Linked DNA regions of Homo sapiens: region 1 is linked to region 2. Evidence: chromatin loops called from intact Hi-C (ENCODE). Cell type or tissue: endothelial cell of umbilical vein. All regions are shown on one strand. Links, peaks and the distances in the headings refer to the core of each region. The heading gives the core; the rest is flanking DNA.

The links. A loop is a pair of places that touch in the nucleus more often than their neighbours do. Peaks named below come from ENCODE experiments on the same cell type or tissue, not always from the same donor. Only the 100,000 strongest peaks of a DNase experiment are listed, where the experiment ranks them.
Region 1: a loop joins it to region 2, with 3.0 times the contacts of the local background. A loop is called at or near these places in 1 of 110 quality-filtered maps.

The regions. Positions count from the first base shown.
Region 1 is chr1:192,438,246-192,441,178 of GRCh38, reverse strand. No RefSeq gene overlaps it. Among named protein-coding and RNA genes, the nearest start is that of RGS21, 120 kb to the right of the region's middle. In endothelial cell of umbilical vein, for the core only: no CTCF peak of the experiment used is centred there; a DNase peak (open chromatin) is centred at 1,628; H3K27ac peaks cover 720 bases.
Region 2 is chr1:192,258,919-192,261,851 of GRCh38, reverse strand. No RefSeq gene overlaps it. Among named protein-coding and RNA genes, the nearest start is that of RGS21, 57 kb to the left of the region's middle. In endothelial cell of umbilical vein, for the core only: no CTCF peak of the experiment used is centred there; a DNase peak (open chromatin) is centred at 1,561; H3K27ac peaks cover 1,524 bases.

The sequences.
Region 1 (2,933 bases), core at 237-2,736, 180 kb before region 2:
TCTTGCTCAGTGTCTTTTTCTATCTAACTCAGACCTCAAGTCAAAGTTCTTACAATGGCCTAAAATGCCCGAGAAATCCACACCTTGTCCTCCACCACACACATCCCCATATGACTTTCTTCTTGGTTTTCTTCCCCATTCTTCAGCGTATCTACACTGACCTTTTACCAAGCATGCTCCTGCTTCGGGGCTATTGCAATTGCTCTTTCCTCATCCTGAATTTCTCTTCTTCCAGGTAGTCCCAAGACTGGCTCTCTCATCTTCAGGCCATTGTACAAATGTTGCCTTTTCAATGAGTCCATCCTGATCATTCTACTTAAATCATAACTACTCCAGCATTCTACATCATCCCTCTCTGCTTTATTTTTCCCACAGTGCTTTTTCACCATCTGACATTTATTTTAATTATTTTGTTTCTTGTTCATTCCCTTACCAGAAAGCAAGTAGGATTTTCATCTTTTTTTATTTAACTTAATCTCTCCCAGATCCTAGCACGATGCCTTTCTCAGGGACTCAGGAAATATTGGTCAAATCAATGAGTAAATTAATAACATCCAAAATATAATTATATGTTTATATTCAAATGAAATAAACTTTGTCATCTATATTTATCAAAAATAATACCCATCAAAAACAATATGTATTTTTTCCACAAGTTAGGTTTTTTTAGTATTCTAAGTTTATTTCATGTTATTTTGCTTTCCTAAGAGTCTTGACAGGCTATTGGTCCTTTATTAAATGTTTTGTGCTTATTGATGCAACTTTTCTAGTTAAATAACTTATGAATTTAAATTCCAGGAGAATCCGACTCAATTTGTATCTTCATTTAAATATATTATTATTAAAAATGAAAATGATTTGCATCATTTGGGAACTATTGTTATGTATTTTAAAAATATGATTTTATAAGTTATTTTTTAACAAACACAGGGAAGTAGTGATTTCATCTGTAAGACAAATTGAGACCAAGCGTAGGCAATATTATAAAATTATAAATGTTATGGTCTTATAAATATGTTTAATATAAAAATACTTGGCCAAGTGTGGATTGATTCTTCATGCTTAAAAATAAGATCAAGAAAATAATTTAGCAATCTTCTAAACCAAGGGTAGTAACAATTCTGAATTATATGTATCATGAAATTTAGATGGGTAGTCTGGCTATGTGACCTGCTTTTTAAAAGCTTATATGAAGAACTGTGTAAATACTGCTATTTACTGAGCTTTCCAACGAATGCGGTGCTTTACCTCTGTGGATTTCTCTTAACAGCCAGAGAAAACATTATTTGCCTTTCCCTTGCCTTTTTGTTCCATCTGGGACCTCAGCTGATTGGTTGCTGTCCACCCGCATTGAGGGTGAATCTTCACCACTTAGTCCACTGATGTAAATGCCAGTCTCTTCTGGAAACACCCTCATAGACAACCCAGGAATAATGCCTTAGCAGCTATGTGAGCATTCGTTAATCAAGCTGACCCCTAAAATTCACCACCACAAGCAGAATAACTAATGTAGTTGGACTACAACACAATCTAAACTGGGATTCAGACTGTGTAAACATGAGTGGAGAACTGATGGGGGTGAATCATGAATGAATCACTAGGTGTTTCATTGAGCGGGGAACTCTGAAATCCCCTAGATGGTCCTAATAAGCAGAGACAAAGCCAGTCATGATGGGCTGTACTTCCCAACAAAGCCTTGGTCGTTGTGGAAAGCAGTGGTCCTGAGTTCAGAGTGGTGGCTGGCATATGAGTTCACTCAAGGCTAATTGCTTGTGTCTGGGACTAGAAGGAAAAGTAAACAAAGACTTAACCACTTTTTTTACTAAAGACATTTTAAAATCTTGATAGAAAAGCAACATTGCCTTGGGATTTCTTACACAAAAGGGGTTGAGAAATATTGGCCCATTTTACCAGAGCCCACTCTACAGCTTTGACATTTGAAGAGCCCAGATGCAGATTTTGCTGCCCCATGAGAAAGAGTAAAGCAGCATCTCAGAGCTTCTCTTTGAGTATAACCTTCAGAACTCTCAAAAATATTTTGAAAAAGAAGCCTTGGCAATTATTTCGGATCCTGTGATGTAAGTGTTAACAAGAGCATGAGAATTTGAGCTAATATTGTTTATATGACTTTGTTTGTTCCTGTGATGGTTAATTTTATTTGACAACTTGACTGGGCTAAGGAATACCCAGACACGTGGTGAAACATTATTTCTGGGTGTGTCTATGAGGGTGTTTTCAGGAGAGATTAGCATATGAATTGATGTGCTGAGTGAAAAATCTACCCATACCAATGTTGGCAGGCATCCTCCAATCTTTTGAGGGCCTGTGTAGAAAAATAGGCAGAGAAACGGCAAATACAGGCTTTCTCTGTTCTGGGATAGCAACCTCCTCCTGCCTTTGGGCATTGGTGTTCCTGGTTCTTAAGCATTTGGGCTTGAACTGGAGCTACACCACCAGCTTTCCTGGGTCTCCAGCTTGCAGTTAACAAATGGTGGAACTTCTCAGCCTCCATAATCCGGTGAGCCAATTCCTCATAATAAATCTCTTTGGATATATTTATGCATATTCTATTAATTCTATTCTTCTGGAGAATCTTGACTGATACAGCCCCCATAAGCTGGTGAGGTCCGGGGAGAATCATATTGCACTAAAATCACAATAACAATTTCTGCTTTATGGGACTACACACAATAGCTGTATGGCTACTCATGTCTGGTATATAAGTTACTCAATAAAAGTTTACTCAATGAGTAAATATTTAGAAATAATAGAATACTACCAGAGGGCTAAAGAACAAATCTACCTTCTTTGGAATGCAGGATTTATATTCTAAGGACTGAGTGTGAAATCCATCAATGAGACTAGTTCTGTGATCTTGATAAATCGTCTCCCTTCTTCATGCTTGTTTTTCCTCGAGAGAGTATAAAATGGAG
Region 2 (2,933 bases), core at 270-2,769:
CATTAGTCTTTTTTTGCACCAATGGCTTTTCAATAAGTCAGAGCAGGCTATGTTATGCTGTGGTAATAAACAACTTGAAAACATCAGTGGCTTAGAACGAGAGGCTTACTTTTCACTCATGCTGCAGATCCACTGAAGGTCTGCAAGATACTCCAATTGTCTTAGTAACTCAGGAACAGTGGTTTTTACTGAAACCTGAAACTGTGTGAGGCCATTCACAAGCCAGAGGGAAGAACAGACTAGAAGTTTTCATGCTGATAATTAAATGAATGCTTCAGTCCAGAAGTGACATATCTAAGTTTGGCTTATAATTTATCATCCAAAACAAAAATCCAGGAAGTTACATCCTAACATGTGATCACAGCATGAAAATAAATGTTCAGTAAACAGCATTAATGACTGCTATAACTTAATATAATAATAGCATCTCTTTCTTTCTTGTAGGTTAACTTATATGTTTGAATACATTTTTATGCCATATACATTTTAAACTAAATCACTCAAAAACACAATTAAAGTTTTGAATTGGATTTCTTGGAATTTATAAATTGATTTAGGTTGGTTTACTAAACCAACAAAGTGTCTTTGAGATTGATCAATATTGCTAGATTTAGCTGTAGTTCTTTAAGGCTGCATATTATTCCCTTGTGTGAGGAATTTACAATACAGTCATCATTTGACTTTGGATGAATATTCGATGGGTTATTTCTTGTTTGAAGCTATTACAGCTAATACTGGAATTGACACTAGTACATGCCTTTTGGTGCCCATGTGCATGAATTTTGGTTAGGAACATATCTAGGAGTAGAATTGTTTCAAGCCCAGTTTAGTCAATCAAAGGCAGTTGTCTTCTTCTTACAATTTCAGGGAAAGGATTATGACTAATCCATCTCTGGTCAGGATTGTAGATTTTGTCCAATTATTTATAGTTAGGATGTCGATTATCCTGCCCACTTAATGGACTACGGAAAGTTACATTTCAATGAATAGGCACAGGCATGGAAAGAAATTGAATTATATTTTCACTGTACTGACCACAAATTAACCTAATAACCTTTTCTTCTTTAGAATTCCTTATTCTAGTTGACCATACGACCATCAAAACAGTCCTATAATCATAAACTTTATCCAATAGAATCCTTTATCCAGTAGGATGGCTTATCCAATAGGATGCTTTCCCTTACAATGTGTAACGAATCAATTATATTTTCTGAACCACTGCCCCCTATCTCATCTCTATTTCTTTTCCCTCCAGCCATTTGTTTAATTCAGATATTTGACTCAAAATTGTGGTAGCCTCCTATGTCATGCTTACCCTTCAATTTTCTTGAAATTATGTTTTCTATAATTTCACCTGATATATTTTGGATGTCTTCTTCAAATCTCATGTTGAGAAGTAACCCCCAGTGTTGGTGCTAGGGCCTGTTGGGCAGTGATTGGATTCACTGGGGTAGATTTCTCATGAATCGTTTAACACCATCCCCTTAGTGCTGTCCTAGCAATAGTGAGTGAGTTCTCATGAGACATGGTTGTTTAAAAAAGTATGTCACCTTGCCCTTTTCTCTCTTATCACCTTCTGCCATGAGTAAGTTTCCTGAGGCCCTCACCAGAAGCAGATGCCAGCACCATGCTTCCTGTAAAGCCTACAAAACTGTAAGCCAATTAAACATCTTATCTTATAAATTACTCAGCCTTAGGTATTTCTTTATAACAGTACAAAAATGGCCTAACAAACACACCACTCAAATAATATTTTAATTAATCTTTCTAATATTCATATCCTGGCATGCTTAAAACTCTCCCATGGATATATAATTACAGGTTAGAGTCCAATTTTTTTAACATTATAATGTAAGAATTTCTATAATATAACTCATACCTCTTCATCTCATTTGGGTCTGCTTACCTCCCTCAGTTTAAACCTGCCTGCATTTACTTCCTCCTCTTTCCCCTTTCCTCTATGTGTTTGTATTGTGCAATGTGGTTATTCCACTAAAATGCTTGTACAGTGTTTCATTTAGTTGTTTTCATATTTGTTTTATGTTTACATGTTCAATTCCTTAATGGCTGGGTTTGGACTTGTTTATTCATCTTTTTATCTCCAACACCTAGTACAGTGCTTGATAATAAAAGGCCTTAGCTGAATTAATGAAATCTGGGACTAAAACTAAAAGGTTATTTCTGCTATTCAACAACTAATATTATTTCTTATCAAGTTTTCTAAATTACATATTTTTAATATACCTCCTCTTCATTCTCTCGCCCGCAAACATGGGACTACTAAGTCCAGTTGTTCTTGCTTTCTTAAACTCTTAATGAGGTCAGTTAATTGTCTCTGAATATTTCTAAATTGCTCTCCAAACTGGTTTCTCTGATTACAGTCTTACCTTCAATCCCCTCTGTCTCCAATTCCAATTCATCACTTATACTATTGCTAATGTAATTATCCTAAATTCAATACTGATATTTTCAATAACCAGCTCAAAGTTTATTACTTGCTCTCATTGCCATTAGGCATGCTACAGCATATGAAACCTTTCTCCTACCTGCTGTTCTCTCTCTTAAATTCCTCTCCAGCTGCAGTATAATCCTGTGTTTACCCAAATGGGTAAGATCAATATATGTTTATGTGTCTACGTTCAGTAGCTTTTTTTCTGTTTGTGTCCTCTCATTTGCCACCCCGTGAATTGTTTAGGATTCTCTTTATACTCTATTACCTTAATCAGATTTTTATTAAAGCAATCATGATACTTATTACCCTTATTAGTTTATAAATATACACAAACCTATATTAAGTGTCTTGAAGATATTAAATGATATTTGTCTTATGTCACCTAGCATGTAGTTAGCTTTCAGCAAATCTTTTATTGCATTTATGAATGCATGAAAGAATAAATCATGATCTTATGTGACTGGCAATCTTCACTTACAGA